3 separate regions of the Mus musculus genome follow, and regions 2 and 3 are each linked to region 1. A link is a loop called in an ENCODE intact Hi-C map of the cell type or tissue named here. Cell type or tissue: left cerebral cortex. All regions are shown on one strand.

What was found. Hi-C counts contacts between places; a loop is a spot of excess contacts. Peaks named below come from ENCODE experiments on the same cell type or tissue, not always from the same donor. Only the 100,000 strongest peaks of a DNase experiment are listed, where the experiment ranks them.
Region 2: it touches region 1 in a loop (2.7-fold over the local background); 4 of 42 quality-filtered maps call a loop at or near these places.
Region 3: a loop joins it to region 1, with 7 times the contacts of the local background. A loop is called at or near these places in 20 of 42 quality-filtered maps.

What each region holds. Positions count from the first base shown.
Region 1 is chr15:90,927,997-90,930,496 of GRCm38, forward strand. No RefSeq gene overlaps it. Among named protein-coding and RNA genes, the nearest start is that of Gm36618, 13 kb to the left of the region's middle. In left cerebral cortex, a CTCF peak has its summit at 1,256 (motif pointing left); a DNase peak (open chromatin) is centred at 1,274.
Region 2 is chr15:90,852,053-90,854,552 of GRCm38, forward strand. No RefSeq gene overlaps it. Among named protein-coding and RNA genes, the nearest start is that of Gm36618, 63 kb to the right of the region's middle. In left cerebral cortex, no CTCF peak of the experiment used is centred here; DNase peaks (open chromatin) are centred at 1,034 and 1,561; H3K27ac peaks cover 498 bases.
Region 3 is chr15:90,242,642-90,245,141 of GRCm38, forward strand. No RefSeq gene overlaps it. Among named protein-coding and RNA genes, the nearest start is that of Mir7648, 20 kb to the left of the region's middle. In left cerebral cortex, no CTCF peak of the experiment used is centred here; DNase peaks (open chromatin) are centred at 1,258 and 1,639; H3K27ac peaks cover 1,527 bases.

The sequences.
Region 1 (2,500 bases):
TCTTTCTCTCTCAGATATGGTCAATCCTGAGTATTTGATTGGTGGTTGGCACAGCTAGCTGAGCCTTATTCTTGGCTATGTCAGAGACCTTACCTGCAAAAAATTGAAGCCTGCCTTACTTTGTTCCTCCCTAAGAATCAACAAGAAAGTTATCCAAATCGTTTAGGACATTGGCTTGACAGTTCAAAGGACTTCATCAAAATCCCACAGAATTGCAACTGGAAGAGCATGGGTAAAGGGCAGAATAGAGTGGGCTTTGGTCCTGGCTTCACCTGGGCAGACAGCATGTTTTGGGGTTTTGTTTGTTTGTTTATTTATTTTGTTCTTGGCCATATCACCCAGCTTCTTTCAGTGTTACTAAGGGCCAGATGCCATTAGGAAAGCAGATGCCTCAGCAGAAACTCAATTCCATTCTTCTTGCAGTCAAGTCTCCCTGACTAGTTAACATAAATCAATGACCAGAATTCAGTAAAAGTCTTGAGTTCTTCATAAGTTATCCTGCCCAGTGCCATTCATTACAGAAATCTTGCCTCTGTACTTTCATGGGACGGTGTCTTAGGGTTTTGCTGCTGTGAACAGACACCATGACCAAGGCAACTCTTGAGAGGACAACATTTAATTGGGGCTGGCTTACAGGTTCAGAGGTTCAGTCCATCATCATCAAGGCAGGAACGTGGTAGCATCCAGGCAGGCATGGTGCAGGAGGCGTTGAGAGTTTTACATCTTTATCTGAAGGCTGCTAGCAGAATACTGGCTTCCATGCAGCTAGGATGAGAGTCTTCTAGTCCACACCCATAGTGACACATCTACTCCAACAGGGCCACACTTTCTAATCCTGCTACTCCCTGGGCCAAGCATATACAAACCATCACTGATAAGTACCTCTGTCAAAGCGAAGTCTTTCCATATCTTGAGGCAGCTGGAGAGAAACATCAAGAATCGTGAACTGTCCATTCAACCAACAGCTCAAACTGCTATTCAATTTAACCAAGTGCAACAGCTGGTTTCAACATCGTCACTTTGCTGTACTCATGCCATTTAGCCATCCTGTCCTCTGCTGAAACTTGGTTCCTAATATGCCCTAACATCTGTGGGAAATCTTGATACATTAATGTTCCTCCCACACACCTACTCAAGTTTTAAAAAAAAAACAAAACCAAAAACAAGTAAACAAACCAACCAAAACAAAAACAAAAACAGGACTATGAATTTTCTAGCTTCAGTCACCAACATTGCAGGGGCCTTCACTGCCCCCTGGTGGAATTGCTGAAAAGTGTTCCTGAAAATGTTTCTTTAAAAGTCTTCTTTATAGGTAAGAATCAGCCCAAGAGAAATCAGCTCTCTAGAATCCACCAACTGAAAGATCAGGCCGTCCCAATGATCATGCTATTTCCCCACAATATCCCCCCCTATGTTAACTCATGCTATAGAGTAAGTTGCTCCAGTTGCTGACAGCTTTGCCTGTCCCAGCATCCAAAGAGCATCCAAAGAGCATCCAAGGCACTCCAGGTCAATTATACTGGTGGACTGAAATGTGCTCAACTAAAGAGCCCACACAAAACATCAGTAAACCCACTACACATGTCAAAAGTTGGTTTCTTAGGCTAAAACTTTTTTTTAATTAGATATTTTCTTTATATACATTTCAAATGCTATCCCAAAAGTCCCCCATACCCTCCCCCTCTCCCCTACCCACCCACTCCCACTTCTTGGCCCTGGCATTCCCCTGTACTGAGGCATATAAAGTTTACAATACCAAGGGGCCTCTCTTCCCAGGGATGGCTGACTAGGCCATCTTCTGCTACATATGCAGCTAGAGATATGAGCTCTGGGGGCACTGGTTTGTTCATATTGTTGTTCCACCTATAGGGTTGCAGACTCCTTCAGCTCCTTGGGTACTTTCTCTAAGCTAAAACTCTTAAACAGGTAGAAGTTTATGCTGACCTTGAATTTGTGTATCTATTAAAAAACAAAATTGGGGCAAGCTTGGCAAAGTAGATAAATGTCCTATTAATTCCTTTTCTTTTTTTTTTTTGTCATTACCCAAAAACCACTTTGAGTTCTGTTAAAAGAGTTGGATTCCCTGCTCTGCAATTCCACTGCGAGCATGAAGCACGGGAGAGCAGCAGGAGAGAAGCTACCACCGGAACCCTCAGCAGCAGTGACTTGTTTTCTGAGCCCATGGGTATCAACCCTGGATGCTCTCAGCAGATTCATCTGGAAAGCAAGCTGTAGTTTTGTCCTTAGTATTATACGTTTATGTTATTTAATGCAGACACTTGAGATTTCAGAGGAGAGTGAAATTGTTTTTTACCAATGAGTAAGGTTTCTAAGTAAACTGTAAACTTTTGGGGAACATGTTTTTACATTATTGGCCACGAAAAATGTTCTTTTTCTCAATTGACACTGGTGGGTTTTTTTTTTTTCAAGATTAAAGTTATGCAGTTAGCTTAGGTTTAAAAGGTGATTTTATGTGGGAAATCTAAGTTATAATAAGGTT
Region 2 (2,500 bases), 76 kb before region 1:
TTTGTGTGATGGCTTTCCTTACCATTCTGTTCCTTCCACTGCCTCCCCTGAGTCACACTCAGAACACACACAGGCAAATGGAGCATGAGATTCCATTAGGTCCTGGGAATGGCTCACCAAAGCTTTTTGTGCGTTAGGACTATCAGACACTGTTCTACTTTGCTCAACATTTTATTTGTCATCTACCACAACATCCACTACCCAGTGACTGATACTTCAAAGATTGAATCCCTGAGGAAATATGTGATACCCGTGCCAGGATTCTTCCCCTTTAGCCTGCTAGTCCTGGTTATGTTGCAATATTCATTAAGGATTTTGTAGTCTTTAGGGAGTTATTGGTATGTTTAAGTTATATTATTTTTTATAAAAAAATAGTCCATATATTATTAAATATTCAAACTCTAATTAATAACATTTAGCATTCCCCCTCCTCCCTTTCTCTCCAAGTGCTCATGGCCAGCCTCTCTCTCCTCCTCTATTTCTCTCTCTCTCTCTCTCTCTCTCTCTCTCTCTCTCTCTCTCCCCTACCCTCTTAACTCCCCTCCCCATGCTCGGAACAAATGCTATCATATACTATACCCTCATGTGGCTGGTACCTCAGGGAGAAAGGATGCCTCAGCATGGGACCCATACTCCCACACCTTATCACACCTCCAATAAACATATTCCAAAAAAAAAAAAAAAACATTTAGCGTGACTTGAAATTTCATTTCAGGAAAAACAACAATTTCCCAAAGATTTTCTTAGAGGAAAACCAACTTTATAAAATTTCACACACATGCATATTTATGCATATGTCCACTGTTCACACTTAACATTTTTCTAAATTTTTCTATGAAAATGTATAAATGTATGAGATATTAAATATATGCTTTTATCTGGACATCACCTCATGAAGTGTGTACATGTAGAGGTGGTATTTTTATATCAAAGTGATTCTTCCCCTGTAAATTTGGTACCTTCTTTCCCCACAGGATGAATTTATACATTTCCATGTCAGTGAGCTTGACTCATCAAACATCACTTTTTATAGCATGCGCTTACTCTGAGGACTTATTTGCCAAACTTAATGGAAGGGCCCACCTCTCTAAGAAATGAATATAGAATAGCATGCACCTCATGTCTTTTCATTGTTATTAAGATCAAATGAGGCAATGACTTTTTAAAGTTTCTAGTGCTTAGAAATTGGCATGAAAAGACTGTGACCTTGCTAGTTTTCAAAGAAACTAATGGCATTGTAACCATCTTCAAGATTGATTTTCATGTAGCAATTTTTATCTCCACAGACTTGAAATCCAAGGCATGACTTAGGGCATGATTACGCCTCTATCGAGAAAATTAAACTGCAAGAAGCACAGCAAAAACATATACAAGGTGCATTCCATGTGTCTGACATTTCACTAAGAGTTTACCTGCAGTAGATCACTTAGAGCTTTCATCAAACCTACGTTTCTATTTTCAGATGGGAAAATTGAAGCAGAAAAGAGATTTCTAAGTGGCAAAATGAGAATTTAAATCCAGTCTTGTTGAGGTTGGCTCGGTGGCTGTGTACAGTAATGCTAAGCCCTGTGTCCCAAAACCTAGTTGCCTCAAGATGAGTGAATTTCCACATATGCCAACTTTTTTTTTTCATATGCCAACTTTTACTGTGCAAACCTTGCACCTTAATTTAAAACTATTGGTTAAGCCGAAACTCATTCTTGATCTGGCCCAAAAGTGCAAACGAAAATGGGAAAAATGCTGTTAAGTTAAAAATGAGAATTCTTTTTCACCCATGTCTCCATTAAGATGGGAAAGGCAAACAGAAGAAAGGGAGAAGATACTTCTAGTACACAGTACCCTGCTTAGTGTCTACTGAAGCCTTCCCCGGAGATGGCTCAGTAGATAACATTTGTCATACAAGCCAGACTTAGCAAGACAACATCTCCAACTTTCATCACATTTCAAAACACCCACAGTTTTCTAAGTCTGGATACTGCCAGATGCCACCTACCCGTGTGTAGAAGAAAAGAGAAAGAGATAGCTGATTTTCACCCCACTGCGCATGTAGTATGACTATGTTTACAAAATAATTGGATCTAATCTAGTAATGTTGGTGATGCATGCAACTTATCACCTGCCTCTTTCACAGATTTGTTTGGGGATACATAATCAAGACATCCTTTATACTTATCATTACCAGAAAATCAGTCTATTACACTTAAATGGATGAATTACACTATACTTTCACAAAGCAATTCCTAAAATTGACAGCATTTAAAAAAAAAAAACACAAAAATGAACCTAAGGGCTTGGGTCCTTTTAGGCTGTCTATCCTGCAGACACATTCCTCCCAGTGGCATCTGTTTTTGAAGGTGATTAGTTACTAACTAGCAGAGCCTTTATGTTTTCATGTAATGCCCTTTCTCAGCTTAGCATCCGGCTTCCCTTCACTGGTACCAGTTTTCATACTAGAAAATTTTCCTTGTTTCTCCCTCATTTTAATAATTGTGTGGCTAAA
Region 3 (2,500 bases), 690 kb before region 1:
AAGGCCACACCTCCAAATGGTGCCACTTCCTGGTCCAAGAATAAACAAACCATGACAATCAGTAAAGAATTACAAAGGGAGAGAGAGATATGCCCACCTCAACCATAGGAAATCTTCTGAATGGTACTGCTTATTAATTTTCTTTCTCTAAGATTTACACACAACGTTTCTATTGTTTATTTTTTATTAGGTATTTTCCTCATTTACATTTCCAATGCTATCCCAAAAGTCCCCCATACCCACCCCCCCACTCCCCTACCCACCCACGCCCCCTTTTTGGCCCTGGCGTTCCCCTGTACTGGGGCATATAAAGTTTGCAAGTCCAATGGGCCTCTCTTTCCAGTGATGGCCGACTAGGCCATCTTTTGATACATATGCAGCTAGATACAAGAGCTCCGGGGTACTGGTTAGTTCATATTGTTGTTCTACCTATAGGGTTGCAGTTCCCTTTAGTTCCTTGGGTACTTTCTCTAGCTCCTCCATTGGGGGCCCTGTGATCCATTCAATAGCTGACTGTGAGCATCCACTTCTGTGTTTGCTAGGCCCCTCTATTGTTTATTAATGCATTGTGTAGATGTTCTGTGTGTCTACAGTATAATTATATGATTTATGTTCAAGGATAAGAATATAGAATTTGATGGTATTGATCTATTTTCTTTCAAGGAATTGATAGTGGTTTTGCTAATAGGTTGTTTATTGATTCTAACCATAGGCTATATTTTTGTAAGCAATTACCTGGAAGAATCTAATTCATATGTAGACCTCGTGGTTGGCAGGGAGTTGCCTTCAGAGTTTATTATCTGACAAGTACACAAAGCCTACTATTTTTTCCTCTTTTGACTATGAAGGGAAAAGCACTGTTGACATCTTTTATTGATTTCCAAAATGAAGCAGAATTTGACATGTCACTGGTTTATAATGCCCCGAGTTATTTTATTACTTTCTCTGACCTTTGGTGATTCCAAAAATCTTAGCTCATTCTTGTGTTGATAGACTATTGCCAATTGTTTTCTTTTGTGGTGTTTCTGACTTATTCTTCTTATTAATTAGCCTGATCATAGAACAATGATGAAGTAAAAAAAAAAACATGCATATCTACCCATGTTCTATAAATACGTGAGTGATTTTGTAAAGAAAAACCTGTGTTAACTTAAGGAGAGGCTGTATTTGGGGCTGGTCATAGACATCCTTGTGCCTGGAGTCTGTGGCATCAGCAAGAATCTGCAAATACTGAGTACTAAATTTTGCTGACTTGAAAGATAACTGATGCCATATGTTATTTTGTTAAGGCTTTCATAGTCTTTAGAATATTGCACTGTATTTTTAATCTCTTATATGTTTTTGCTAAGAAGCAAAGGGGTTGGGTAATGCAGGATCTGCAGTTTTATTATATAAAGAGCAAGGCTTAGAACTAGTTTAAGGAAGTGTTGGTGGCACTGGACACTTGCACAACAAAGATGGCTGTGATTCTGAGGAAGGTTAAAGGGCAAATGCATAGGAGTGGGGAAGTTGTAGAGGATAGAAAACCCTGGCTGGTACAATGGAATGTGCCAGAAACTGAAATATAGACATGAAAGCATAGGAACCTGATCTTAGTCACTGTATCTCCAGGACTCACATGCTCCACAGGAACAGAAGGGGGCTCAGCGCTGCCTGTCTCAGTCCGTGGGTAGACGGAAGTTAGGCCTACGTAACTTCTGCTCATGCTTACCATTTAATTTTAAAATCTTGGCTACTTGTTCTTTCCTCTCGTTTTTAATTAAAAACAAAGAAGAAACCAAAGCAAAGGAGACAAGTTCCTCCAGAAATTTAATAGAATTCAAGAAGTTGTTTGTTTGGTTTTTTTTTTTTTTAAGCACTTTTATGATATGGCTTTTGGGAACTAGTAAGGACACCAGATGCTCCAGAATGTTCCAAGACTATGAAATGAGATTATTGTTCAGGGTCAGGACTGTGGCACCACACCACAATTTACTTTAAAATTAAAATTGCTAGGCGGGATTTAATTTCCTCCTCAGAAGAGCAATAACCTTGTGAATGAATCAGACCCAGCTACTTATGCTTATTGCAAATAACTGTGTCTCCAACACTACAAACTGCTCTTACAGCAAAGCCATATTTGAGAAAGCAAACTAAACAACATACATGCATGCATGCCTGCATACACACACATGCATACACAGACAGACACACACACACACAACCCCAAACCACACAACTATTTTTGCAACATGTAAAGAAACATGGATGGATGTGGGTTGCAGTGGAGTAGTTGGAGTAGCAAGAATGACTGCAAAGCGGGGCAGGGGACATGGTGCAGATATTTTAATAAGTGTCATTCTGTGAATGATCGTGTGACTTATTGCCTATACAATGAATGAATGATTGAATGAATGAATGAATGAATGAATGCATTGTAAAAGTACCCAGTATTCAACCTCCCTGCCACTTAACCCTCTGTTTATTCCCACTACATGCCGACTTGCCAAGATGCCTTTTA